5 separate regions of the Mus musculus genome follow, and all the other regions are linked to region 2. The links are chromatin contacts, found by POLR2A ChIA-PET in ENCODE. All regions are on one chromosome and are shown on one strand. Each heading gives the region's core, a stretch centred on a gene start or an enhancer-like site at or near the end of the contact. The rest is flanking DNA. Distances are from core to core; before and after follow the strand shown. Region 1 holds the start of Arhgap27 (Rho GTPase activating protein 27). Region 2 holds the start of Hexim2 (hexamethylene bis-acetamide inducible 2). Region 3 holds the start of Map3k14 (mitogen-activated protein kinase kinase kinase 14). Region 4 has its middle 31 kb from the start of Arhgap27os3. Region 5 holds the start of Kif18b (kinesin family member 18B).

Evidence for each region. ChIA-PET counts read pairs that join two places held with the same protein, here RNA polymerase II (POLR2A).
Region 1: POLR2A ChIA-PET joins it to region 2 with 5 read pairs in embryonic stem cell. The contact joins the promoter of Arhgap27 here to the promoter of Hexim2 in region 2. POLR2A ChIA-PET finds 5 or more read pairs at or near these places in 2 of 5 experiments (Patski and embryonic stem cell).
Region 3: POLR2A ChIA-PET joins it to region 2 with 11 read pairs in embryonic stem cell. The contact joins the promoter of Map3k14 here to the promoter of Hexim2 in region 2. POLR2A ChIA-PET finds 5 or more read pairs at or near these places in 3 of 5 experiments (Patski and embryonic stem cell).
Region 4: POLR2A ChIA-PET joins it to region 2 with 16 read pairs in Patski. The contact joins the enhancer-like site here to the promoter of Hexim2 in region 2. POLR2A ChIA-PET finds 5 or more read pairs at or near these places in 3 of 5 experiments (Patski and embryonic stem cell).
Region 5: POLR2A ChIA-PET joins it to region 2 with 18 read pairs in embryonic stem cell. The contact joins the promoter of Kif18b here to the promoter of Hexim2 in region 2. POLR2A ChIA-PET finds 5 or more read pairs at or near these places in 4 of 5 experiments (Patski and embryonic stem cell).

The regions. Positions count from the first base shown.
Region 1 is chr11:103,362,186-103,367,577 of GRCm38, reverse strand. It overlaps Arhgap27 (Rho GTPase activating protein 27), which reads left to right and starts at 3,886. Exons shown (of 18, transcript NM_001205236.1): 1 at 3,886-4,309; 2 at 5,244-5,371. Plekhm1 (pleckstrin homology domain containing, family M (with RUN domain) member 1) reads left to right here. Exons shown (of 12, transcript NM_183034.2): 12 at 585-3,303. The coding sequence ends at 696.
Region 2 is chr11:103,130,338-103,135,943 of GRCm38, reverse strand. Hexim2 (hexamethylene bis-acetamide inducible 2) reads right to left here and starts at 2,585. Exons shown (of 3, transcript NM_027658.2): 1 at 2,487-2,585; 2 at 1,803-1,909. The coding sequence starts at 1,865.
Region 3 is chr11:103,265,718-103,271,802 of GRCm38, reverse strand. Map3k14 (mitogen-activated protein kinase kinase kinase 14) reads left to right here and starts at 4,402. Exons shown (of 16, transcript NM_016896.3): 1 at 4,402-4,465.
Region 4 is chr11:103,310,810-103,316,691 of GRCm38, reverse strand. No RefSeq gene overlaps it. Among named protein-coding and RNA genes, the nearest start is that of Arhgap27os3, 31 kb to the left of the region's middle. Within about 2 kb of position 4,531, at least 3 of the 3 ENCODE cell types and tissues checked have a DNase peak (open chromatin) inside an H3K27ac peak, as active enhancers do.
Region 5 is chr11:102,921,272-102,926,698 of GRCm38, reverse strand. Kif18b (kinesin family member 18B) reads left to right here and starts at 1,575. Exons shown (of 16, transcript NM_197959.2): 1 at 1,575-1,716.

The DNA of each region.
Region 1 (5,392 bases), core at 2,637-5,136, 230 kb before region 2:
AACTAACCCACGAGCACACCCTGACCAGCCTCCCCGCTTAACCCTGACCCTGTTGTGCAGGAACATACTGAACATCCACAGCCCACCTCTCAGCCCCGTACCTCCCACCCCTGCTGCCTCTTGAAGTGGGGTGTGTTCGACTCAGTCTACAAATGGGTTGAGGGGTTGACAGGATGGCCCTAGAGCACTGACATAGACTTAGCTAAGTGGGCACTACACATTATTAGAAGCCCCTGAACAGGGTATATACCCCAGCCGTCCCTCACCCCAGGTAGGTGTGGAAGGCTGAACTAGGGGGATAATCTATGTACCTTCAGTAGGTAAACCAGCCAGTATCAGCTCTGGGCCTGGGCTCTTGTTTAAACTGCTCCAAAGACAGGCTAGAATAGTCACGTAAGCAGTCAAGCAGCACTGGCAAAGAGTGACATGGGACATCAGTGGGCATGGGGTTCACTTAAGGATTCAGTATCTGACCTGCTTTCCAAGGGATTAGGAGGGTAGCACATGTGGGCGCCAGCTGCTGACAACTCAGCCTCTCTGGGTTCTGTCCATGGCACCAGCAACCCCCGATGCTCTCTCCTCAGGTGTGCTGAATGCAGAACTGTCTTCCATCAGAGCTGCCAGGCTGTGGTGAGGAAGGGCTGTCCCCGATGTGCCCGCCGGCGCAAGTACCAGGAACAGAACGTTGTCAGTTAACCCCGCTGTCCCAACTTTCTGGGGCCATCCATCTGGGTCTGTCATTGGCCTAGGCTTCCTCTTCTCCCTATAAGGAAGACTCTCGGGTGTGCCCAGAGCTCCAGCCTACCGAGAAGGCGCAGGAAGTCCCAGTGATGCCCGAGGCCCCTCACAACCCTTCTGCTCCAAGAGGGGATCCAGCAGGTGCCTCTGCCCAGGGCCTGGCTTCCCCGGCTGTCATGGCTCCTCCGTTAGGGCTGTTCATGTGTACACTGTGGGAACGAAGCCTGGTGAGCATTGCCACCATGCTCCTGAGTAAAGGTCTAGTTTTTTTAAGGCAGGTTTTTTCCCCCTTCATAGTTAAACAGAAAATATTTTTTTATTCTTGACCTACCCAAGTCACCCAAGAAATACAACCCTTCGCCCGACCAGATGGGTGAGAGCAGCCCCAGCCCAGGCAGGCATGGAGCTGGGTGGACAGGCCTCTGCTGGGTTAGCCTATCTGGACTGGGTGCTTTGCCTCTGCCCTTTCTGGCACATACTGCCAAGAGTGCAAGTGTCATGTGCCAAATGGCCTGTCATTGTGAGGCTGGGTTCTGTGGCCACCTTTCCCTCCACTCCTCACGTTCTCACCTGTAAAGCGTCCCTCCCTCTGTTGGAGCTCTTGGCTTACCTAATAGCTGTGAGTACAGCACAGCAGGAGCAGGGGGTGACCAGCACCAGCACTGTCAGCACTTTGAGCCTTCCCTGCTCAGGAAGGCCATGACCTTGCCCACCTCATCCCCATGCCCCCTTACCCTGCAGGGTAGAGTAGGCTAGAAACCAGAGAGCTCCAAGCTCCATCTGTGGAGAGGTGCCATCCTTGGGCTGCAGAGAGAGGAGAATTTGCCCCAAAGCTGCCTGCAGAGCTTCACCACCCTTAGTCTCACAAAGCCTTGAGTTCATAGCATTTCTTGAGTTTTCACCCTGCCCAGCAGGACACTGCAGCACCCAAAGGGCTTCCCAGGAGTAGGGTTGCCCTCAAGAGGCTCTTGGGTCTGATGGCCACATCCTGGAATTGTTTTCAAGTTGATGGTCACAGCCCTGAGGCATGTAGGGGCGTGGGGATGCGCTCTGCTCTGCTCTCCTCTCCTGAACCCCTGAACCCTCTGGCTACCCCAGAGCACTTAGAGCCAGGGGCCTCAGGTGGAATGGAGGGTCTCCCTGGAAATGTGCCTGTCCTGTCTAGAGGAGGTTACCCCACCCTCCCTGAGGTGAATGAGCTGAGTCACCTGAAGCTTGAATTGTGCAATAAAACATAGGAGTAGGAAGGCAGATGGCAGAGGCTGCCAAGAGTTCATCTGTCCGTCATGGAAGACAGCGCTCACCAGTGGTTGAAACACCAAAGCCCCCAGAACCACCCAGTGTATCTCTATCTGCACCCCCGAGCTAGCATTAACACGTCCCCCAAACTACAACCTGATCAGAGCCTCCTTTCCTTGTTTTGGGATCCTGAATGGGCAAGAGTCTGTCCCCTGTGGGCCTGTCACATGAGGGTATTCCAGAACCTGTCTAGGAGATGGAGCCCTCCCAGTGTCTGGGCTGCGAGCATAAGAGCTGGCCCTGTCCTTGACTAAGCGACTGACTGACTGCTCAAGTGAGAGACTTGCCCCCACCAGAAGAGTGCTCACGTGAACCTCAGCAGTGCCCACACTATTGGAAAAAATGCTATTTTATGCAATATTCTGACAAGTGAGCCTTGGCAGTGCAGAGGAGAAACTGCTGCTGTGTGGTATTTGAGTGATTTTGCAGTAAAGAGCTGGCCTTTCTAAGCAGTCTTGTTTCTGAATCTCAATCATTTGGCTCTGGGGAAACACTACCTGGCTCCCCTTAGTCCTATGCACTGAGCATTTCAGGGTCCATGGAGCACACTTGCCTGACCAAGCAGCGAGGGAGAAGAGGTAAGTGAGGGAATGTAGGCTGCGGGCGCAGGTGGGTGCCTTTCTCTCTCTCTCTCTCTCTCTCTCTCTCTCTCTCTCTCTCTCTCTCTCTCTCTCAAACACACACACACACACACACCCTGTAAAAGCAGGACTCTGGGCATGGAGAGAGGCAAACAAGGAAACCGGGCCCTGGCACCTACACTCACGGATTAAAGACTCCAGAGGCCTGTCTACTGCTAGCCTTCCCCAGGAGCTCCAGGAGAAGCCCCCACCCCCACCAAACACCCCCACCCCCCACTGCCCCTGTTAGGACAAAAGAAGGAAACAGATTAATTCCTAGGGAAACCAGGTTGCAGAAAAATGGGACAGAAAAAGACAACATCCAGGGCTTCGTTTCCTGGCCTTGAGCGCCCTCAGCCAGTGGGTGGGTGCTCCTTGGCCATCTTTGAGGCAGGTTCTCAGGGCTCAGAGCAAAGGGAGAGGAACTGGATTTGGAGGTTGGGGGTGGCAGGCCCGGGGGAGGCGCCTGGCACTTGCGCTGCTGCTGCTGCTGTCTTTGGTTGTCTTTCCACCTTCAGCACAGTGCCTCTGAGGGCAGTTTCCCCTTTCCCCTGTCTAGAGGGGGATGGGCAAACTGGAGTTCTCATCCCCAGAAAGTGCCTCCTATAATGAAAGGAACAGGTTAATAAAATACATGCGCTCACCATCGTTGTGTTTAGTGTCTATTTCGTTTAACCGTCCCCACAAGCATGTAATGGGAGTAAATTGAGACTCATGGGTACTCCCATGTCTATACAGGCTAGCTTGTGGCACAGTTGGGCATCAGGTTGCTGTATGGACAAGGACCTGGCTGGCTGGCAGAGTGACTAGGGCAACTAGGAAAGGACAAAGGTAGAGTGGAGGGAAAGAGCTCACCCCTTCATTTTGTGCCTTCCCTAATGGATCCTAAGATACCCACCTCAGTGTGGACTTGTTAGTGGACAAAACTAGTCAAGTCAAAATATGGAAAAAGGAATTGGTGGAGGGCTGTCCAGCTGAACCCTTAGCCCTGCGACACTAGAGGAACATCGGCCTAGTGGGGGTGGGGGGCTCCCTTCTCTGCTCAGCGGCCCCTAATGGAGCATCTAGTTGAACCCCACTCTTTCTTGGAAGCCAGAGAAAATAAAAACTGGGTCTTGCCTTTGTCAGAAGTGTTCACAGGCACACCTCAGAGTGCTAAGGCTGCTTTCCCAAGAGGCAGGTAGTTTCCAAAATGGGAGGATCCCGCAACTGCACTTCGGCCGCCTGCAGAGTGGCCGGTGACTTCCTCCGACAAGGATGAGGGTCAGTGGGAGTCTAATCTGGTCAGAAGCTGAGAGAAACTGCCTCCCCCGCAGATCTCCATCCAGGCCCTGCCACCGCCTCCTCCCCGGAGACAGTCAGGTGTGGCCCAGGATCCTGGGGAAGAGGGGGGAGGGTGGCGTCTCTGCTCCTAGAGCGCTGGCCCGGCCCAGAGGGGACAGGAAGCCAGGACACCGGGGATTGTCTCTTGCAAGCACAGCCCAGTCCCGGCTTGGGAGGAAGTTCTGCCGAGCGCTCTCCGCCGGTTATATTGTTGAACAGGAAACAGGGCATCGCCGGAGCAGGGCTGTGGAGCAGGCAGCTCCGGACGCGGACCCCACGCGCGTCTGCCGGGACAAGTGGAAGCTAGGCCAGCGGGCGAAAGTTCTAAGGTGCCCGGGCCGGGCTGGACTGAGGGGGGAATGGCGTTGGGGAGGATGGCGCTGAGTATTGGGAGGGCGGGAAAGGTGCCCCCAGGTGGCCGTCCCCACCCTAGAGCCCCGCGCACCGCCTGCCCTTCTCGCTGCACTGGGGCTAGAGCAGTGCGAACCTGGAGGAGGGCCCGGAGGCCCAAACCCCGGGGAGGAGCTTTAGGTGTAGGGCTGCCTTCTGTCTGGGGGCGAGAGGTGAACCAGCCGAAGTCCCCCAGTGCTGACTTAGATATTGGTGACGCTATAGCTAGGGACGACCGGGAGCAGAAGATACAGGAGACCTACTGGCTAAGGGCGCCTTCCTCACCGCTCTCGCATCCCTCCCCTTCTCTTCGCTCACCCCAGATAATGGAAGGATCTGAGGCACAGGTCCTCTTGTCACACAACCGGAGACACAGCACTCCCCTGTCTGTGAGCGTCCCTGCAAAGGGACTCTAGTTTTTCCAGGCCCGGACAGGCTGCTCCCAGAGAGAGCCTCAGAGGGCGGAGGTGCTCCCGGAATGGGTAGTGCTCTTAATCTTGCTGTGAAGGGCTCACAGTTCGTGATTCAGGGAGCAAAAGGCCCCGCTCGGAATGTGCATGCCAGGACAAGACAGCCAACTCCGCCGGGCATTCCCAGAGCATCGCGCCCGCGGAACGCCAGGTCCTCTAGGACAACAAACCCCTCTGAGCGTTGAGGGGGTGGGGGGGAGCAGGGCCTACTGACTCTTGGGCTCTGCTCGCCTATCCATCAGCACCCCTTCCACTCAGCCCCTTCCCCATGCCTTTTTTTTTTTTCCTGGAGACCTCAAGGGCTCCAGCACAGACATTATGGCTTCTCCGCATCCTCTCAGACAAGCTGTATTGGGGACTAGGAACAGCCCTACTAAGTGTCGGTCTCCGCCTCTCCTCCCAGTGTCTCCTGTTTCGCGCTGTTTCTTCAGTCTCGGTCCTTGGAAGTCCCTCCCACAGATATGGTAGAGGCCTAGTCTGCTTCCCTCCGTCAGCCCCGCCCATGGGCAGCCTGAGATCCTCCCAGCTAACGTGAGTGCACGGTTGGGGTCC
Region 2 (5,606 bases), core at 1,336-3,835:
AGCCATCTTGCTGGCCTCTGAGCAGGGGACCTGGGGGGGGGGGTCTGCTTTTGGAGACAAGCTGTTTGTTTTGGGGTCTCACTTGGTAGCCCAGGATAGTCTGGAACCCGTTCTGCAGCCAAGCCTGGTCTCAGCAATGCTGCCACGGTCTCCTGAGTTCTGGGATTACACACATGAAGCATCATGCCGACTGCCTCATTAGGTGTTTCAGAGATCCTAAGGGGATTCCAGGGGTGTGCATGTGTGTGTGTGTGTGTGTGTGTGTGCGTACTTGCGCGCTGTGAGATATTTGCAGTGTCCCTTCACCTGTAGCAGGAAGATCATCAATCAGATCATAAGGAATTGGCCTTGTCTTACTGGTGGTTTAAACAAACTAAGATGGCTCTGCTGCCCACCTACAGACACAACGTACAGGGATCTAAGGATAGCTTATTGTATGTTTCCGGTCATTTTCCTGTTCCCAGTCTTAGTTCCCTAGTGACTCCGGCCTAAAACCAAGCCAGCTCTGTCCCTCTGCTTATTCATTGTCTCCATTTTGAAGCTCTGACCCTCCACCACTATCACTATAAAAGATAAGTTCTGCTCTGTAACCTGCACGAGACATTCACCCTCTCTTGTAGCCTTACTTGACAAACGCCATAAGAAACCCAGACTAGGCTTAAATGGGTTAAAAGCCTCTCTGAGTTAAACACTGTCACACACACACACACACACACACACACACACAATGCCAGCACTCAGGAAGCAAAGGCAAGTATGTCTCTGAGTTACAGGCCAGCCTGGTCTACAAATCGAGTTTCACGGCAGCCAGGGCTGTTACACAGAGAAACGCTGTCAAAAAAACAAAAACAAAAACAAAACCCAGCAAACAACAATAACAGCAAAGGCCTGGGGTGTAGCTCCATGATAAAGCACTTTTCTAGCATTGGCAAGGCCCTGGGTTCAATTCCTAGCATTGTGAAATCAACAACAACAACAACAACAACAACAATAACAACAGAAACCAACTCTCTGATGTTTGGCTCTCTGCTATTTTGGAAGTGTGGTGATGGATAAGGGCCACCGAGAGCCAGCATGGGCTGGGACTCTGTGGGTTCCTGCTGTCAGCCCACATACTAAGTTGCCATTTACTGAGGACTTAGGCGCTTTCTCCCTCTCCTCTGAGGTTTTCCTGCCCTGCCTGTCAACCTGTACACCGAAATCTCTTGTCTTGACTCATTCTTGGTTCTCAGCCCGGAAAAAATAAATTTTTTTTTAAGTGCAAAATCTCTAACCAAGTTATTTGTCCTTGAGGTCACTTGTCATTGAGAGACAAGGTACTGTTATCAGAAGACCCTAAATGTAAGGTGGAATTTTGTTCCTCACAGGCTGCCTGATTCTGGAAAAGGTAGTGCAGCTCTCCAACCTCAGCTTCTGTCCACTGGAAATAACATCTACCTTGAAGGGCTTTTAGGAATTCATGAGCCATCATTGAATCACATTCTGGCCTACTTCCCAGAGCACAGTACAGACTCATTTAAAACACTGGCTTTCTAGCTGGGTGTGGTGGTGCAGGCTGTAATTTTAGCCCTTGGAAGGCTGAAGAAGAACGTTGTTGCAAGTTCGAGGCCAGCTGGGGATACACAGAAAGACACCCCCCCCCACCTCCCCCCTCAAGGTCTCAAACAAACGAAAATAAAATAAAATACTGGTTTTCTAAATCTACCAACCAACCAACAAGACAAAACAACAAAAGCCCTAGGATTTCAGCTATCTGACCCCACGTTTAGGGCTTTCAGGTGGCTGGGAGGGTGGGTACTTACCTTGGCCTCCTCCAGAGCAGCTGGTGACGCTGTGTTGCAGTTGGTATGGTTCACAGTGGCCATCTTCTCCTACTCTTGCAGCAGATGATGTCTTTAACTACTGTCACCTGCTTTGAACAACAACAGAAACCTAAGTCCTTAGGCAGAAGCTGGTTGGTCAGGAATTGTTTTGTCACAGCAGCAGCAGCCATTTTGTGGCCCCAGACCTGCATGGCCTTCACTTTCAAGTGAAGACTCGGAAGGCTGTTTCCATACTCTAGTCTTCACATTGCTAGCCAGCAAGGGACCAAGTGGGAGAGCAGAGGCCCTGGGCCTCTGCTCTCCTAATAAGTAAAGACAGGCTGGCAGTTAGGAGGGTAGGCCTGAGCTCTGTCACCCAGAAAGGACACTGCTTGGGGGATGCTGTGGAGAGGGTGGGTCTGTAGCTCCTGGAAGCCCCTATCTTGACCACCTTCAATCTCTCTAGGTTGGGACCTGGTCAGAGCCTATGGTTGAAGTCTTTTTGTCTACAGGGCCTGGACGGCTTCTCTCCTGTCTCAAGGAACGGGGAGCTAAAGGGAAGAAGTCTTCAAACTACATGCAGCTGACAGAAAGAAGAAGAAAAAAAATTCAATGGGAGTAAAAATGGAGTTCTTGGAGGAGGGAAAAGTCCTGGCAGGGAGATTTAACGAAGGTGGGACTGACCTATTTGCTGTCAAGGGCTTAGTGTACACCACTACCTCTGTGTGTCTTTCTGTGCGACCGCCTGTCCATGAGAGTCTCAACGCCTCTGCCCTATCTCTTGCTGCAGTAGCAGCAGCTCTGGCCAAGCCGCTAAAGCCCTAAGATGGGGGGGGGGGGAGGTGGAGGGGCGAAGAGGACAGCCTGGCAGCGCAATGGCTGCTGGGGGTTGTAGTTCTTCCACCCTAGGAAAGCTGCCCAGGATACTTTCAAGCTCCCATTACGTCAACAACCATGCCCAGGAACGCCAAAAAAAAAAAAAAAAAAAAAAAAAAAAAAAAAAAAAAAAAAAAAAACCTATTTGCCTTTGCGTGAACGTCCCGCGCTCACCGATCTCTTCTTTGATTGGGTCGCTTGTCTGCCAGTCTCCCGACTTTTGTCAACAACTAGCTGTGCGGAAGCACAACTGGACCCGCCCTGTCAGAGCTCAATTAAAGAGTTCATTGATGGCGTTAGGCTTTACCAGGGAGAAATAGAGATCCGGTCGCGGGGGCGGGGCTTGCGCGCGGAGGGATTCCCTAGCCTTGAGGAAGGCGACGAGCAGCTCGGGGGCCGCCGCCGCCGCCGCCATTTTGGGCTGGGAGGAGGCAGCGGAGGGACTCGCTGCGCAGTGAGAGCACCCCATGGGGGGTGGTCCGGGCGCGGGGAGAGGCCGGGCCGAGTGGGCTGCCTGAAGTGGCGGCGCCGGGAGACGGCGGGGAGTTGGGTCGGGGGCTGGGAAGGGTGAAGGTTGGCGTCTCCCCGGCCGAGCCCAGTCCTCAAACCGTCCCGGCAGCCTCTCCGCCTCGCCTTTGAGAGCGGCCTTTTGGGGTAATTACCGCGTATTTCCCGGGATCCCAGCAGAGGAGAGGCCAGTAAGACGGCTTCCCCTCTGCTGTGCTTCCACCGGGACGTGATCCTGAGGCCGAGGTCTGCCCAAGGCCTCTCGTCACCCCCATTCATCCCGGGTATGGCGGCCAGGCCCGGCGTAGCCGGACCCCCATCTGAAGGACGAGGTGGGCGCGACGCCAGTTGGAGACCCTGGCTCGCAGGGACGGGCCGAGGTTGCAACTCTGGCCGCATGCCCTGAGCAGTGCTAGTGAGCTGGAGGCTCCGAGGTTGCCCGGCCGGATTGCACCCGCCTCCCCACCCCCATACACCGTGTCCATCCCACTTCTCAGGGCTGCGAAAAGCAACAACCCTCTAACTTCTATAACAGCCACCAACTCCCCCTGGGACCAACTAGATCTGGGCACGTGGAAAGCTCGAGCTTAGCGCTTGGAAATTTCTGAGCTCTCTTGCCCTCAAGATTTCTCCCATCGAGCCCCGACTCTCCCAATGGCCTGACCTCGAACGTCAGCATCCGCTTTTGGAAACTCCTGAAGTGTGTCGCCCCACTTCAAAATTTCACGCCAAAGGGATGGGGTTATGCCCTTTGAAGGGTTGGGGGAAAGAAAATAATTTCAGTCACTACAGTCCAGTAATAGAAACGGAGTGGCCCATTTCGGGTACTTCAAAAACATCTGCTTGCATTTTGAAATCTGAGCCGTAACTTAGGGGCGAAGAGGCTGTGCTACAAGGGCAAAGGGAGTTAATTCCGATGTGATTTTTTTTTTTTTTTTTTTTGTAAGCCTACACCATGTCCCATTTAAAGTCTTGTTCCACAAACTAAAAAGAGTATTTTCTGTGCCACTGTCTCATTGTTACTGAAGCCATCTCTTCTGTAGATGCAGAAAGTACTTAAGTAGAAATGGCAGTTTTGATCTACTTTATGTGTTATATAGGATATAGGGGAGACCTCGAATAAACTTACAACCTAACATTATAGCACTGCCAGCATTTAAAAGGCTCTCTTACTGAACTTGTTTCTTAAAGATTTCCAGACTACACCTTCAAATGATAGCTTTGTAGTTGAGCTGTCAGTTAAAATTGTGCCCAGGTAAGGCTCTGAAGTAGGTGGTTAACTAGCCATTGATACCTGTGAGTACCTTGTAATGAATTTTACTGCTAGTTATAGATGGTCTTAACTCCTAGGCCCTTGCTTTAACAGTAGGACCCGGGAAAGTTTCTTCAGGGTTGAAGGACTGCCCCTTGTATTAATAAAAAAAACAAAGTCTTTCCAGCTGGATGTGGTGGATCTCTTAAATTTGAGGCCAGCCAGCTCTCCATAGAGAGTTTCAGGCCAGCCAGGGCTACTAGTGAAACTTGAATAGTCCTAAATGGGGTGAGAGCTTCCTAGCTATAACTAATTTTTCCCTCCATACCTCATGGTTTGAAGAAAAATTTTAAAGTCTACTGTGCAAACAAAACAACAAACAGAAATACCTGCTCACTATTGACTGGTTTGGGTTTTTTTTGAGACTTCTTACTCTACCCTAGGCAGAGTAATCCTTCTGCCTCAACCACGTGTTAGATTTACAGGTATGAGCTAGTATATCAACTTGTTTTTTTCCTTTGAGACAGGGTTCGGATAGCCCAGACTGACCTTAAACTCGTTCTGTAGTTTAAGCTGGCATTGAACTTCCTTCCTCCGCCTCCTAAGTCCTTGGATTGTAGGCAGGTACCACCAAACCCAATATTATTTATTTACTTCCTTTGTGTTTACATATGCATACATGTGGAGGTCAGAATTTGTAAGTCTGTTCTCTTACCACCTGGGTGTCCGGGGATAAACGTCCTGTTGTCAGGCTTGGTAGCAAGTGCCTTTACACAATGAGCCATCTGGCTGTTCTCCTAATGGGGTTATTGTTGTTATGTTTGCTCTCACCCATGACCTGGAACTATCTGCTTGAGCCCCTCAAGTGTTCTCAGGTGTATACCATTGCATTCAGTCATGACTAAGATTAATTTAGACAGGGTCTACTGTAGTTCTTGCTAGCCTTGAAAACTCTCTGTAGCCAAGACCTTTGAACTCCTGCCTATGCTTGCTGAATGCTGAGATTACAGGAGTGTGCCATCGTACACAATTTGTGTGGTATTAGAGATTGAATCCAGGGCTTTGTGCACTCTAGGCAGTATCCTGTCAACTGAGCTACATCCCTAGCCCCTATTAAAGTTCTTAATCCAAACTGTGCCTTTTTTTTCTTTGTTTTGTTTTTGTTTTTG
Region 3 (6,085 bases), core at 3,153-5,652, 130 kb before region 2:
AGAGAGGGGAGGTAGGCAGAGCCATCCTGCATGGAGAGCGTGTGAATGGCAGACACTGGGAAACAGGAGACAGGAGAGCCAGGAGGTATTGTTTAGCCGGTTAGTCATTTTTAGGCTGGGAGCTTGGTTGCATTTATGGGTTGAAAGGAAGACGCTAAAGAAGCAAGATATTTTATGGTGGGTGATGCTAAGGACTGGCTGTGGAATAATATGACATAAATGACTTCCCATGAGGATTAATGCCACCAGAAGGGTCAGGGGTAGTATGGAAAAAATAATTTTTTGAGGCAGCATTTCATGTTCCCCAGTCTGGCCTTGATCCCCCCATAGAGCCAAGGATGCGACCTTGAATTTCTGATCTGCTTGCCTCTACTTCCTGAGTGCTGAGATTGTGGGCACTAAGTGCTGTCACTCCCAATTTACGTGGTACTGGTGCTGGTGATTGAGCCCGGCGGTTCTCAGACACCGGGCTAGCCCTCTACCAACCAAATCACATCTTCAGATGCTACGGAAACTGGGGGTAGAGAAGTGAGCTAGAAGGTGAAAACTAATCGAGAATGGAGAAGAACAGGTGTCAAGTCCAGGCTCCGGCCGATGGCACCAAAGTCAAGGAGGCGGGGTCTCAGGAAGGTATGTCCAGGTCTGATCTTGGTAAAGTCATCTTTGCCCAGTGCCCTATTTGGACGGCTCCACCGTTTGCCAAGGCTGGAACCTCTTCTTCCTCTCATCTTGACACTTCTCCTCTCTCCTCCCAGCTCCGTAGTTTATGTGGTGGTCCCTTCCATCACCCCAGCATGTGATAAGACGGGCCAGCAGGCAGAGGCCAGCAGGAGCATGCTGGGAAATGTTTAACAACTAGTTTTGATGGGGCGGTGTGTGTGTGTTTGGGGGGGAGGGGTACTCAGGTTTATGCTATTTGCTTAATCCCCATTCAAGCTGCCAACATGAGGTCACAATCATCCCTCTATCTATGTATCTACTTCCTCCACTGCTTCCCATGCCCCACCTAGATGTCTGGGGCAGGTCCACGGCGGGGGGGGGGGGGACGGGGGACACAGCAGCATTAGCATCATGACTGCAGCTCAGGCAGGTCCCTAGTGGGAGGAAGCATACCTTCTCCTCCAGGAATGTCTGCCCCTAGGCCTAGGTCCTCTCTCCTGTCATCCTCACACCAGCCCTCCCCTGAACTCAGGATTTCACAGGAATGTGGGCCCGAGATCCACAGGCGCTCACATGCCTCAACCAACACCTTCTCACTAGATATGGCCACATGCCCTTAAACATCCTATAAGGGCAGGGCTTCTAGTAGATTGTCCAATATACAGTGTCATCCTGAGTTAATTCAAGGGCGGTTCTGCACTGGACATACTTAGTGTCTAGCTCGAGTGTTCTTGTTTGTTGGCTGATTGAAGATAGGGTCTTAGGTAGCCCAGGCTAGCCTCAAACTCACTCTGTAGGTAAAGATGGCATTGAACTCCTGATCCTCCTGCTTCCACTTCTGGGGTGCTGGGATTACAGGCATGTGCCACTGTATCCAGCAGATTTCTGTCCTTAATCTCTTAAGAGCCAGAAGCTGAGGAACGAGAGCAAAGGGTAATAATGACGCATGGGTGTGAGGAGGCTGTGATGCAACCCACTCTTTTGCATGATGACATTAAGAATTCATTTTTTTACAAAGAGAAATGTAAACAAACAAGAACAGATGCTGAGCTGGCCATAGTACATGTCTACAATCCCCAGACTGGAGAAGTGATGGCTGGAAGACGTGAGGGGGCAGCCTGGGCTAAGTAGGGAATTATAGGCCATAGACACCTTACTTAGGAACAAATAGGGAATTATAGACCTTACCTAAAAAAATAACAACAATAATAAATAAGGAAGTATAGGCTACAGAGACCTTACTTAGAAAAGGAAGAAAAATAAAAATGATCAGACTGTAGCTCCATAGGAGATTACTTGCTTGGGATATGCAAGGCCCTGGAATTGGATCTTCAGGTCTACAAAACAAACAGACCCTGCTGTTGTCTTTTGTTTTTTGTTTTTTCAGATTGGCATAGTCTTACTCTCGTGTTTCCAAACCTGAAATAGATGGGTCTGTGAAACCCCCTGAGTACTGAGAGGCCAGCACTGCCCCAGGTATGAGTCACCCTGCAAATGTCAATTATTTTATTTAAAGCTGAGCTGAAGTTGCACAAGTGACTCAAGGGCTCAAAGCCTGCCCAGACTGTCGTGTCTTAGAGCAGGAGGAAGTCAATTTTGCCCAAAGCTCTCCTAGTGGGTGGGTATTTCGAGAGAGGAGAGGGATGTCTGTGTTCCACCTCACCCTCTGGAGAGAGACAGGAGAAAAGTCGCTGAAACCAAGAAGCAAGCGCTGCTTTTCCCTAATACTTTTCTTGCTAATGAGTCTATTGGTTTGTCCCCTGACCACCCCCCCCAACACACCTGCAAGCTGACCCTTCTGCAGACCTTTGAGTCAACATAAGAATTGAGTCTGTTCTCACTAACACATCCTATTGAGTGTAGGCTTAAAGAGCAACCATCCCAATGGACTAGACAACACACAAAAGGGACCCAGGGCCAGAGACTCTGGTTGTCAAAAAAAAAAAAGGAGGGGTGAGAAGGAGATGGCAAAAGTGAGCTAGCCCTGCAGGGAGCGTCTGCAGATTCTGGGCCTGTTGCCCACATCTTTCCTGAGAAGTGCTTTGCCCAGCGGCAAACAGGTGGTGGGAGGGAAAGACAGACACCCAAGAGACCTGATACCAACCTGTACATCTGGCCCAGCTCTGCCTCTCTCTCTGAGTCAGAGATGCCAAGCCCTAGGGGTGAGAGGAGCGTTTTTTAGAGGCCCCCAGCCCTTTTTATTTTCTTGCCTTACCATCTCTCAGCTGGCCACTAGCAAGATATGTCCCAGAAACTGACATATAGGTTCTGCATATACTGAAGTATAGGCTCAGTGCAAGTCACAGCCAGAAAGGCTTCCAGGGACAACTCTTGACACGGTTGACACTAACGTAACAATGGACTATGGGCAACTGCAGGCTTTGCTCTAACATATTTCTGGCCCAGGGGAGAGGGGTGAGTCTCTCAGGTTCTCATCTAGTTGGCTTTGTTTCCACATAGAAGTCAGGCTATGCAGCTCAGACTAGCTTCAAACTTGTCATCCTCCTGCCTCAGCCTCCTGAATGCAGGCCAGGTTGTGGGGTTTCCACATTGTCTAAATGAATGGCCTTTCTCGGTGTCCAACAACAGATGTCGGCTTGAACTTGTCTCCAGAAAGAAGCTAGGTCTGCAAAGTGGTCACAAGCAGACAGTGGTCTGGCCCTGGCTCAAACCTTTCCAGACAGGCCGTTCCTTATTTCTCAAACCAGCCAAGAATATGGCTGCCACTCCCACCATACCACCAGTCCCTGCATCTGCAGTTAGGATTCCTTGCAGAGTCTCTAAGGTCGCAGCGCATCTTTTATTCTGGAAACATTTTTTTAAAAAACACATATTTGTAATTTCTTATTACCAGTAAACAGAAGCTTGTGGTACAGTAGGAAGCCCATTAGCAAAGTTAGAAAAGAAAAAAAAAATCCATAAATTCCCTACACTCTTTCCCGGCCCCATAAAAAGGGCACTGTAGAGAGCACGTTTTCAAAGACCAAGTCTTCCTGACTCTGTAGTTTAGAATGGATCCCGTGCTCAGCACACACACCATGAAGCTTCTCGGGGTGGAAGGAGACTGTACCACATCTGCACACTCCCTTAGAGCGTTTCAACACCCGGTCTGTCCTACATAGGCCTTTGGCTCCCCACACTTCTCGAGGGTAGGCAGAGCAACCTCATCTCCACACACTTTACAGAACCGGGCTCACTCTACGTGCTCCATAAAAATGTTTCTGGCCCCACCAGGCCCCCACGAAGCAGCCTCGCCCTCAAGCAGAAAGCAGAGAAACCCAAGACCTCAGAGCGAGAGCGCCCCGCCGTCTCCAAGGTAACCAAAGCCGAAGCCGGGAATGCCCACGCATGCGTACAGTCGCCCTTCCTTCCCGTAACCTCAAAAAGAATGCAGCCCGTAAGATTTGCCAGAAGGCGAGAGCGCATGTGTAGTTCAACCAACACCCTGGCCTCCTTCGCCTACAGACCGCCCATCCACCCAGCCTTCGGCGCTGGATACCCTGGCCGGAAACAGTGCCCATTTTGGGGAGGCCTCGCTAGCCAATCGCTGCTGAGGAGTGGCCGGCAGGCCGACCGGATCAAGGCGTTTTATTGGCTAACTTATAGGAATGGGTGGGATCAAGGGTCGCGGTGCGGCCAAAGAAAGGAGGCGGGAAGCTAGCAAAGTCGCAGCCACGGGGGGAGGCGTGGCCCGGGGCGGGGATAGGCACGGGGGCGTGGTCGAGGAGGGGCAGCAGGGGCCCGGAGCGATCGCTGGCCAGCGAAGCGCCACACTCGCTTGTTTGAGGACAACGGCGCTCCGCCGGTAGGTGACTGGGCAGAACCCCGAGTCCTAAAGCGGGACGCCGAGGGAGCGGGCGGGGAAGGGGCGCCTCCCAGGCGGGGACTGGGTTGCAGCCGGGCTGTCCACGAGGGATGGCTGGGAGGGGTGGCCGGGTGACTACGGTCTAACCCGCTCGCACGCTCAGCGCCATCAGCGCCACGCTCGAAACGCCGTGCTCGCCTAGAACCTCCAGGCCGCGCACCCACGGGTCACACGCTTGCCCGGAACGCGCGCGGGTACTGTCTGCTTCCCTTTCCCCAACATCCGTGCCATCGAGTTCAGCCGCCCTACTGGCAGACCTGGCTCCTAAGTGTCCCCCAAGAGAAGGTGATCGCTCCACTGCCCTAGCAGTGACATGAGCAGCCTTTCCCTTTGAACTGCTTGGGATCACTTGTTCTGAGAGGATCACTGCTCTGGGCACTCAGTAGAGCAATGCTAGTCGCTGATGGTGCTGTCCTCCCTCCTCGATGGTCCTTACCCTTCTCTAATTCTGTGTTCTACTCGGAACTTTTGGAATCTGTTTATATGTACTAGTCCCGTCCTGGAAGCTCTTCCCGGCTCTGGCAACTTTCAGCCACCTGTCACCAAGTGAAAAGAAACATTTGTCTGAGGCAGAGATTCCCACCTGCTTTGGAACCTCATCATGTTCATTAACTTCAGACCTCCCCCCCTCCACTCCCCACCCCCCAGTTGAGATTAAAAGATGGCTGACAGCCCTAAAGGATGGATAGGGGTGTGCATGGGCTGTCAAGTGGATGAGTGGAGAAAAGTTTCAAATATCAGTGTCTTAATGACATGTTGTTGTTGTTGTTGTTGTTGTTAATTGGAGACAATGAACACTAATGACTGGATTAAGGGCGCTAAAAGAATGAACTGAACGAGGAGTGGCACCATGACCAGTGGACTTCGGAACACTGGCGAGTATCTAGAAACATAGTCTCTCTGAAAGATTAGAGGATTGTTTCCTAACTTCAGTTCTGCAGGGTTTTGCTTAGTAACTTTCCCATTTAGTGGTAGGTGTGGTCAGATGCATAGACTGTTGTCCAGTTGGTAAGCGAAGTACCTGAACCAGGTGTGAGGGATGATATGCCTCGTCTGTGGCCTCAGAGCCATGAGTGAGGGTGAGTTCTCCAGATCCCTGAATAAGAACAGCATAACCTAACTTTGATAGAGAAAGGGGGGGGGGTTGGGGTGATCTTTTTGCTGTTAATGTGAGAGGATGCTTTGAAGACTCTTGACTTGCTTATGATGTATGTGTGTATTTCCTCTTGTATTTAAAGTGATGTCAAAGGCAATTCCTTTGGATGGATGCCAGCTTTATGAGTTTTTCAGACGCCCTTAAGACATCTTGAAAACTAGGCATGGTGGCACACACCTGTAATCCATCACTGGGAGGCTGGGACAAGGAGGATTTGTTGTGACTTTGAAGCCTGTCAGGGCTTCATAGCAAGGCCCTGTCTCAGAGCACCAGAGAGGAAAAAGAAAGAAAGAAGACATCCTGATTTATTTGGAAGAGTGTGATAAATTTCTCAGAACAGCTCATAATAATAGTTAGTATGTCTGACTTTAATTTTAGAAATAAGTGCCCAGCTGTACATACCC
Region 4 (5,882 bases), core at 3,282-5,781, 180 kb before region 2:
ACAGAGTGAGTCCCAGGACAGCCAGGGCTACACAGAGAAACCCTGTCTCGAGGCCCCCCCCCCAAATCCACTCTCCTAGCCTGCAGACACCTAAACTGAGGTGATCCTGTCAGACTACCCTGGATTGGCTAAGGTGGAGGAACAGCCAGGGCCCCAGTGGAGAGGAGAGGGCATGGAAGCCCAGAGTCGTCTACATTGTCCACTCAGCTGTGAGGAGAGGAAACACGGACACCACATCTCACCAGAAGGTGCATAGCACTTGTGGATCAGTTTGGGTTTTTAATTACTGATTAATGTGTATGCATTCATGGTTTGTGTATGTGTGGATGCACTTGTACATGTGTGCATGTAGAGGCCATAGGACTCCACCCTCACGTGTCATCTTCAGGAGCACTTGTCCACCTTCTTTGAGACTGGATCTCTTGTGCCGGTGCTCACTGATCTGACTAGACTGGCTGGCTAGGAAGGGATCTGTGTGTCTCTGCTCCCCAGAGTTAGGATTATAAACACATTTCCCACCAGGTCAGGCGTTTTACACGGGTTCTAAGGCTCAAACCTGGTTCCTCATGCTTGCTAGGTAAGCTCTTTACCGACTCCCAGGGGTAAGCTTCAGGGCTGTCAAACACAGCAAAGAAAGGTAGGTGGCACTGAAAGATAAATGTAGGATGTCTTACAGCAGAGTCCACACCCTGGGCCCTGGGACCCACATGATCTCAGCAGCCAGGAAGAGTCAGGGATGTCTGCTCTGAGGCTGTGGATGTAGGCATGGGAACAGGAGTCACTAAGAAGTACTGTCCTATGGGCAGCTGGAGGCATGGGTTGACTATCATGGAGACTGGAGGTCCAGCCACATGCCCAGGAAGCTCCTACTCCTGGTTGGAGGAGGGAGCAAGAAGAGAGAAGCACTCCTGGGTAGATAGGTTTTTGCAAGGATGCTAGCCAGCAGCAGGAACTGTGGCCACCTCAGGCCCTAGGAAATGAAACTCCTTCAAGGTCTCCTTTGTTATTTGAGGCTGGCTGTCAGTAACTCCCCTACAAAAGAGCAGGCTGGGTGAAACTGGCTTGGGGGATGTGGCAGAGAAGAGAGCTTTCTGGTGACCCTGTGTGGGGGATTCCCAGGGAGGAGGCCAAGCACTCACAGGCCTTCTCCTTTAGCTCCGCCTCTGATGCGAGAGTGAGGGACTTGGTGGGAAGTCAGGCCTGAGTTTTGGTGGCAACACCACCAGGAAAGATCTGTGTGACCTACTTCCCTCTTTAGTGACGTTTCCTCGTCCATCAAATGTCAAGTCGGTTGATCTTCTTGGTCCTCTCCAACCCTGACGTCACCAGAGATCAGTCTCTCTGAACCCTCCTACCTCCAGACTGCAGGTAGGAGGAACACCTAGTCAGGCTGTTCAACAGACCCCACCTCCAAGTGACCTCTCTTTAGCTCCACCAGCCACCCAGCTCGCTGACTGGCAGAGTGGGCGTCGGTACCACTGTTGAGTCTTGCTCCCTCGCACCCCGCCCCCTCCAGGCTACTCCTAGCCAGGGTATCCTTCCCAAGATTCCTCTCTGATTGGGAGCAGCAGTGGGAAGGAGAAAATGGGAAAGTACAAGCCACTACCCCTCCGACCAGTGCGGGGACCCACGGTAAACCATTGTCGTTGCATTTGAGAGTCCTTGGAGCTTGTTACAATAGTTACTAATCATTGTGGGACTTTAATAGTCTGCTTCCTTGCCAGACTGGAAGTACCAATGAAGACTGGCACCAGGGCTGGTTCACTGCTGTGTCCCCAAGGCTTCCAACTGTGACTTGCAAATAGGAGGTGTAAATGTCAATAAGTAACTGTTAAAGAAATTAATGAATAACCACCCTGAAGCACTGAAGAGGGTTACACACACATACACACACACACACACACATACACACACACACACACACACACACACACACATACACACACACACACACACACATACACACACACACACACACACACACATACACACACACACACACACACACACACACACATACACACACACACACACACACACACACACACACACACACACACGCTATGATAAGAAGCTTGCCACACCACTGGGCATCATCATTATTGTCAGTGGAAACTGAACCAGGGCTTCATGAATAGTACAGGCTCTAATACTGAGCTAGCCCCCCCCCCAGCCCCTCAACATTTATTATTTACACACCAGCTAATGTATCATGGGGATCAATCCCATGGCATGATAAATTTGCCAAGCTTAGCAAAAGACAAATTCAGAATGCCTGGCTAAAAATTTTTTCCCCAGAGATTCCCTATATTTACTACCAAACTAACCCATTAGTGTATATGTAAGAAAAAGAAAAAATGATATTCCCAACTAAACATGCCCAACAACTGCAGACAGTATAGACATTTCAGCGCGATATGGTAACACTGATTATTGATCAAGAATAATTTTGAATTTCAGTTAAATGATGAGCAGGCTTTCTTTTGTTTTGTTTTTAATATAGCCACGTTCCATGCAATAGGTACATGTGCTATATTTGGTAGCCCTGGACCAAGCCACATTCTCTAACTCATACCACCCCTACGACAGAGGACTCACTATTTATTATTACTCCTCTTTACATATGAGGGTCCAGGCACAGATGAGTAACCTGCCCAAAGTCACACAGCTTAAAGGTTACCAAACCAAGGCTAGACCCTGAGAAGTGAAAGGCCTACTTTATATGTTTTGCAGCACTAAGTATTGAACCAACAGTCCGTGAGTGCCAGAGCTCTTCCTCTGCCACTCTGTCTGGGTTCACTTTGAGGTCTCAAGTGTCCCAAGCTGGCCTCAAAATCACTGTGTAGTAGAGCAGGACTTTGAACCCGTGATCCCCTTGCTTCAGCCTTCCCCATCGCTGGGGTTACAACCTAACACCTCAACACACAGTTCCAGTTCTTCCTTTACTTTTGAGTCAGAGTCTCACTAAGTCACCCGATCAGGCCTTGAATTTACACAGCTCTCACGTCAAAGAAAGTAAGTGACAGTTCTTGAGTTAAATATGCATGGCCAGCAAGACACAGTCCACTGTGGAAGTGGTGATGTGTGTGTGGGGGGGGGGGGGGAGGGGTTATTCGTTACAAGGCAAAGAAAGTTGTATTTACCAAAAACCTTGGTGGAACCACAGGTAGGTATGGCCAGCAAGTGGGGAAACGCCCCTATAGATGGTGTCTGAGGACATTGTTAATACGATCTTGAGCTTCCCTCCAGTCAGCGTCCATAAATGCAGGCGCAGGGCTGGGCTCTGGAACCCCGTGGGAAATATCACCAGACAAATAGAATAATATTTGAGGGGGTCCAGAAGAAGGACTTGGGAGGAGAGACATGGTGGGGTTTGGGGGGGAAGGGCCAGAATCTTACAGCATCTCTAATTCCAAATCCTGAAACCAGGTGTATTTTGAAAGGCAGAACTCCCCAGATTTTATTTAAAAACAAAACAAAACAACAAAAAAAACCTTTAGAGTTGGGGGCATGACTCAATAAAGCGTTTGGTGTGGAAGCATGGAACCTTAGTCGGACCTCAAGATCTCCTGCACAGAACGCCAAGTTCAGTGACCCGATTCTAACCTGGAGCGTGGGACACAAAGGGCTCCCTGAGATAAGAAGAATCCCAGGATTGTCTGGTCAGCAAGTCTAGCCTAATCTGCCAGTCTCAGGTCTCACGGATAGATAGACCCTGCCTCAAAAACAAAATAAATAGTGGCTCGAAGAACAACCCTGCCCTACATACTTATGTAGACACGTACACATGGACATAAACTGAAAGCCAGAAAGCAAAGCAGTTCTCAACTTCTTGAGGCAGAAGGATAGCCTGAGTTACAAAGTAAGCCACTGGGGGTGGGAGGGGGAGGAGGAGGAGGAGGAAAGGAAGGAAGGGAGGGAGGGAGGGAGGGAGGGAGGGAGGGAGGGAGGAAGGAAGGAAGGAAGGAAGGAAGGAAGGAAGAAAGAAAGAAAGAAAGAAAGAAAGAAAGAAAGAAAGAAAGAAAGAAAGAAAGAAAGAAAGAAAGAAAGAAAGAAGAAGAAAGGAAGAGTCTGTGGACCCTGAACTTTCCACGGCCGAGATGGCCACATCTGTTGTATATTACATAGAGCCTTGGGGGTGTTGACTGCTCCAGTCTGCAGTCTAGCATGGATCTGTCTCTGAAGTAAATCTCTTCAACATTCTCATTAACTGGGGAAATTTGGATCATATCTGGGCCCCTCCCTGCCCCTCAGATAGCTCTCGTCAAGACTCAAACATCCTAAATTCCTTCATGGGTTCTGGATCGGAATTCCAAGCATGAAGCAGTGCCCAGAAGGAGGCTAGCTGCAAGCAGAGGTGGCGGCTAAGGGGTTTCCAGAGAGGAAAAGCAGCAGCCACCAGCCCGCAGGACGGACGTGGCGGGGCGAGCTGCACCCCCATCCACTGAGCGGGCGTTCCTAGGCTGCCTGCGCCCTGAGTCACCGGCCCGCGGCGGAGTGGAGCTCAGGAAGGTGGCGGGCCAAGGGCAGAGGGTGGGCGGCGGGCGGCAGGCGGCGGGTGGCAGGCGAGGGCACAGCCGAGGACAGCTCCGCATGACTCAGGGAGACCCCCGCGGGCAGCTGAGCATGCTGAGGAAACACACCGCCTATGTCCCAGCTCCTAGGGGAACGCCTCTCTGAGGCCAAGAGCTCTTCAGCAGCCTCCAAAGGGGACCACAGGAAAGAATGGCACACATTCGTTTCTGTGTATTCTGTGCCATCCTTTTCGATGTTTTGTTCTTAAGATGGGCTCACTTTGTAGAGCAGGCTGACCTTGAATGTCTGGTTCTCCTCTAGCCTCGACCTCCCATATGCTGGAATTACAGGCATGCACCTGGTTTAATTTTAATTTGTCTTTTACATAATACATCCATGCTTGGAAAATGTTGCACCCCTGTGTGTGAAAGCTTTGTAGCACTAGGGCAGGATAAAGGAAGGCATGAACAGGACATGGAGTGTAGACAAGCAGTATCAGCATTAAGTCTGGAGGATGAGAGAGCAATGTCTCAGGCCTGTAATCTCAGCACTGGGCAAAATAATTGCTACAGGTTCCAAGCCAGCCTGGACTCCACAGTGGGTTCCAGACTTGGTATCCAGAGTGAGATCCTCTCTCAAAATACATGGATGGATGGATGGATGGATGGACAGACGGATGAACAGACGGACGGACGGACGGACAGACGGATGGATGGATGGATGGATGGATGGGTGGATGGATGGATGGACGGGTGGACGGATGGACAGACGGACGGACGGAGGGATGGATGGATAGATGGATGGATAGATGGATGGATGGATAGATGGATGGATGGACGGATGGATGGGAAGGCAAGCTGGAGATGAGTAAGAATAGGTACGTGTAGGAATGCCACGGTGGAATACGTCACTTCATATGCTCTTAAGTATCAATTCAGTGGGGCAGGAGAGATGGCTCAGCAGTTGAGAGCGCTCGCTGCTCCTGTGGAGGACCCAGGTTCAGCTCCCAGCAATCACATGGACTCCTAGGCATCCGAAGTCATCTTCTGGGTGGGAGATACCCATACGTACATGGTGCTTATAAACTCACACAGGCTTACAGACATACAAACAAATAAGTTAATTAATTAATTAATGTTAAGAATTAATCTGGGGGCTGGAGAGATGGCTCAGCGGCTAGGAGCACTGACTGCTCTCCCAGAGGTCCTGAGTTCAATTCCTAGCAACCACCTGGTGGCTCACAACCATCTGTAATGGGATCCAATGGCCTTTTCTGGTGTGTCTGAAGACAATTATAGTGTACTCATATACATAAAGTAAATAAGTAAACCTAAAAATAATGAATTAATTCAAAAATTAAAGAAGGC
Region 5 (5,427 bases), core at 326-2,825, 210 kb after region 2:
AGGAAGCTAGGACATGGGTCTTAAACCCAGGCCCACAGTGACACATTTACTCCAAGGCCACACCTTCAAATAGTGCCACTCCCTGGACCAAATATATTCAACTCACTATACCCAGCATGTTTTAACTATACCCTGTATCATCTTATGTTATTATTAGTTATTAATTCTCTTCTCCCCCACCTCTGTCCCTTTTCAGGAACTCCCTATAGTTCAGGCTGATCTAGTATTTACCATGTACATGAAGCTGGCTTTGAACTTGTAACATTTTCCCTCTCCTGCCTTGGCATGTATCACAATCCCCACCTGTGATAAATATCTAAGTTTTTCCTATAGACTGGGAGCTCTGTATATCACATATCACTGTAACCTCTGAACCTGTCATAACAATCGTTGAATGAATCTGAGAACACCTAGTGCCATTTTATTGAACATCTACAAGGTGCGTTATTCACATTACGTTTTTTTTTTTTTTTTTAATTTTTACTTATGGGGATTTAGCTCAGTGGTAAAGAAAAGGCCTTGGGGGCTAGAGAGATGGCTCAGCGGTTAAGAGCACTGACTGCTCTTCCAGAGGTCCTGAGTTCAATTCCCAGCAACCACATAGTAGCTCACGACCATCTGTAATGCTCTCTTATGGTGTGTCTGAAGAGAGCAACAGTGTACTCATATACATTAAAAAATAAATAAATAAAATGAAAGACCAAGCAAACTTCACTCACTCAAAAGAAAAGGCCTTGGGTTTGGTTCTCAGCTTGGGGTGTGTGTGTGTGTGGGGACGTTTAGGGCGCAAAAAAACAAAACAAAACAAAAACAAAAACAAAAAAACCAGATTTACAGTAAGCGAGGAGGGAACTTCTTTACCAGGAAGCTATCATTAAACAACTGTTCCTTTTGGAGACGGAGAAGGCAAGAGTATTCAGTGTTCTTGTATCTTTGTACTAACCCTAACTTCATGTAATTTTGTTGTTTTTGTCCTCACTAAACTAAGTGTGGTGAATAAATAATTTGAGTCAAGTTATCCAGTATTAAATGACTCTACTAGCTTGTTCACAGTTGTGGTGAAAGAAACCCTACAGTAACCTTTACATGCCCCAGACTTGCTCACAACGCCACCATGAGGACAGTTTACTTGAGAGAGAGATCGAGTAAAGTTCTCATGTAGCTCAGGCTGGCCTGGAACGCTCTACCTGGAGGGTGGCTGGTTTCGAACTCAAATAGATCCGCCAGCCTTTGCCTTCTGCGTGATGGGATTAAAGGCACGAGCCACTCTGAATTGGAGGGTGCCTATTTAAGCCACAAAAGCAGGTTTTAAATTCTGTCGAATGTGTGGTCGCTGTAACCGCTGCTGAACTCAGCCCACAGACCACAGAGACGGGGCAGGCCCCCTGGTTACACTGCTAGAGACTCGATTCTGGTGGCAATTCCGCTCCGTCCGGTTTGATTTGGCCAAAGAAACCCAAGGCGCGCAAGAGAACTAGTGCGCAAGCGCACCCCCGGCTGTCTTTGTTACTTAGGAAACAGCCAATCAGCGAGCCGGGCGGTGACCAATGAGAAGCGCGGATGAGCGGACCGGCTAGTTTGAACGCGCCGCGCCGGAAGAAGGTTGGTTCGGTGGAATCGGGTGTGGGGGAGCTCTCTCCTGAATCCGAGGGCTCCTGTCCGAGGCGGAGGGACGCGTAAGCGACCCCCGACACCAGCACCGGGAACCGACGAGAGGTAGGCTTTGGTCGACGGTGGGGCGGCCCCGCGGGCTCGGTGCAGAGCTGTCGTTTGCGCGGGCTCGCTGCAGTTGTCTGGAACCCGAATCAGCACTTGTTTGGGCAGGTCAGGGACGAGTAGGAGGGCACTTCCTTTACACCGAGAATGCAGCCGATCGTGATCTCTGCGTCCCACGGTCCGGGGCCCATATTAAGTCCTCTCATGTATACCCGGTCCTTTGAAAGGTGCACCCGGCTCCGTAGCAGCTACCCCTCCTCGTGTGGGAGGTGGAATTGGGTCTTTCTACAGGTCAGAATTGGAGATCTGGGACGCCCGGCAGGAGAGAATGGGAGAACCACTCCGCTCCTCTTGTCAGAGCTGATTACGCGGCTGTGTGTGTACCGAGGGAGGCAGCTTGGTTACTGGGACACTCCTAAACACTGGCGAGCATGAAAGAAAACCAGGCCTCTATTAGTACCAGGATGATCGAGTCTTTTAGCCTTGGACATTTGAGCTACTGTGACAAGTACAAGGTAGAGCCTGTTTTGTGCCAAAGAACTTAAAATACTGGTTTGTGTTGGTTTTGGTGGTTCAGTGCATCATAGGGAAATGATGTATCATATAACTTTACCAGCGGTGTCTAATATTTGTTGGGCACTTAAAAACCGAATGCCATTCAAGCTTAACACAAACCTGGTGAGACAGATAATTAAAAAATATTACAATTTGCATGTTGAGAAACGGAGGCACAGAGTGTAGTTAAGCTTGACTTGGGAGGACATATATAATTTTACTTTTGTGGATGAGCTTTTTGTTGTTAACAGCGCTTCCTTCAATGTCCCTATCCTATTTCTTCCATGCCTATTTCATTATGGAACCATGCCCTCTGCCAGTCAGGATTTTAAGGCATCTCATTCTCCATTACTTTGTTTTTATCTAATTTCGCTCCATTTGTACCTTTTTTTCTCTCATGGTCTAGAGATCAAACCTAGCCCTAATACCTTTTTTTTAAAAAAAAGTATAGAAGCATCATATTATTAGAGACATTTGCAAAGCTTTTCTCTTATCTAGTGACACAGCAACTGAAATTATCATAATATTGTATAAACTATATTCTCTCTCCACAAACAGTTAAGTTATAAATACAAACTAGGCATAGTAAAATAATCCCAGCCCCTGAGAGAGAGGCAGAGGAGAAGAGTCTCTGAGTTTAAGGCCAGTTGTATTGAGACTCTTTCAAAACACCACACACACACACACACACACACACACACACACACAAATACAAATGAAAAATTGAATTCACACTTGGGAATTTAAAACAAAAATACACTGAAGTCAGTTAAATAGATCATAATTATAGTTAAAAGAGAGCTGGCATGGGGTTAGGGGTGTGAGCTAGTGGCAAATGCTTCCCTGGTATGCACTGAGGCCTGAGTTTAGTTCTCAGCACCCTCACCACGGTCCTCCCAAAATAGAAGCTATAGAAATTTTTAGTTGGTGTGAGGTCAATGAGGTGATTAAATTAGCTTAAAATTTACCTTCACACAAATGAAAACAAACAAACAAACACTCAATTCCCAGATATTTACAGTCAATTAGAAAAGCAAACCTTTTCTTTCCATCTTAAGAGTCTAGATTTTATTTTGAACGCGATTAAAATTACAAGTCTACCCTTTTTATAGGTGTGCTTGTAAAAACCTCATCTAAAACCTCAGGAACCAGAAAGTAGCATGTTCAAGGTCCTAAGTTCAGTCCTCTGCACTGCCAGGGCTCAGTGTCTGCGAGTGTGGGTCAGGGTAACCTGGGGATGGAGACAAATGCCATTAAGCTAACAAAATATGAAATGACAAAGAACATTCCCCTGTAAATGAGTAAAGATGCGAGAACACTCACTATCGCTGCTTCCAGCCGATCCTGTTCTAGGATTCCTAGCCAGTAAGACAAGAAAAATAAATCACAACTTATAAGAGGGAATAAGCAAGGCAGACATAGTGGTGGCGTGTGCGTATAGTCCCAGCACTTAGAGAGCAGAGGCACCAGGATCTCAAGGCCAAGCTGAGCTGTATATCCAGATCAAAGAAAAGGAAAAACAAAAGAAAGGCATCAACTATATTATAGCTCAGCATTAGGACATGTGCAGCACCCAGCACTGGATAGAAAAAGCATAGCCTATGTAAGATATTCTACTTCAAAAGCAAGCTGTGTGCAGGAGGGTGCAGTTATTGTAACACACTGCTCTATGGATGCCAAGGTGAGGGATGTACAAAGCCCAGAAGCTGGGCAAAAAAAACCCTACTAGATTGACCTGCAGGTAGAACTAGTGCAAGGATGGAGTAGTGTCTCGGTGCGAGCTTAGATTCTAGCCTTGCCTACTATCTATTTGATGGGGTATCTTTGTTCCATGACTTTGTGCACCAATTCTCACAGAATGGGATTGTTGGGAAAGCTAAAAGAAGCCATTTGTAAAGAAAAGAAAGCATTTAGCATAGCGTGTTTACCATGCAGATACACTCGGTGAAGCACTCTGTAAATGTTAGCTATGATATTTATAGAGGCTTTAGGGTCAAGCCTCTGTTCTTCTCTGGCCCTTATTCATTCATTGGACAAGTACGGTCAGCATCTGCTGCGTGCCGAGAAAGGCCCCCAAATACTTGGGGTGAGTGTGTGAGACAAGACACAAGTGTGGGAGGAATGCTAAAAATTAGTGAAGGGGCTTTCGCTGCCCCTGTAGCAGTACCACGGGAGAGATGAACGCCTTCCTTCCCCTCTGTCTTAGCTCTCATTGCCTGCAGAGGGGGGAATCCCCACAAGTCCTCAGAAATTCTCCTCCAGGGCCTTCAGAGGTTGATCTCATCCCTACAAGGGTGGACAAGAGAAACCACCCCTAAAACATCTGGATCCTGGCTTCCTGGCCCCAGCTCAGCAGCGTACTAGCCTCTGGGTTTTAATGAGCTGCCCAGGGTTAGAAACAGGACTCGAGCGTGGCTGCCTGCGAACCCTGAAGATCTTATTAAAGAATCATCTCCCTTGTACTTTGGGCTGAAATGCTCTTTCCGAGCGAGGATCAAAGCAAACTTGACAAACGTTCTCTCATTAATCTCCCCATCCCCCTGGGGTGGGAGCAGGTTGGTAGCTGCTCTCGCTGGCTCTCAAAGCGAGAAGCTGATATGACACTGATGGGCTTGTGTGGCTCAGGGAGAGACCTCCCCATGAGTCAGAGGCAGAATGCAGACCAGGACCCAGGCGTCCTTGGGGCACCCATGCCTAGCACTGCCTTATATTCTGCACCTGGTGCCCCCAGCGCTGTCTTGGGAAGAAAGAACATCTCATTAGGCAAACAGACTGGCCTCCCTGGCCCTCAGGAGGCGGGAGAAGAGAGCTGTAAAGGTTATGCGTACTCCTTGCCAGTGCCCTTTTTAATTTCCTGCTTAGAATGTTAGGCTGCTCTGTGGCTCCTTCTCAGCCAGAGCTCTCTCCAGCCTCAGGGACTGCTGGGGAGGCAGCCAGTGTGGACCTGAGCTTGCTCTGTCTTTCCATTCCCACAGAGAAGCAGGTCTCCTGGGAGTGTGAGTGTAAAACAAGAAAAGGGAACTCTTGAGTGTTGAAAATGAGGTAGAGTCTATATCTGCAAGTGCTTTCAAAACATATGATCTAGTTCCATAAAAGGGATCATAGTCAATATATAAACATAGGGACTATTAAAGTCATGTGGCCATCGCAGCATAC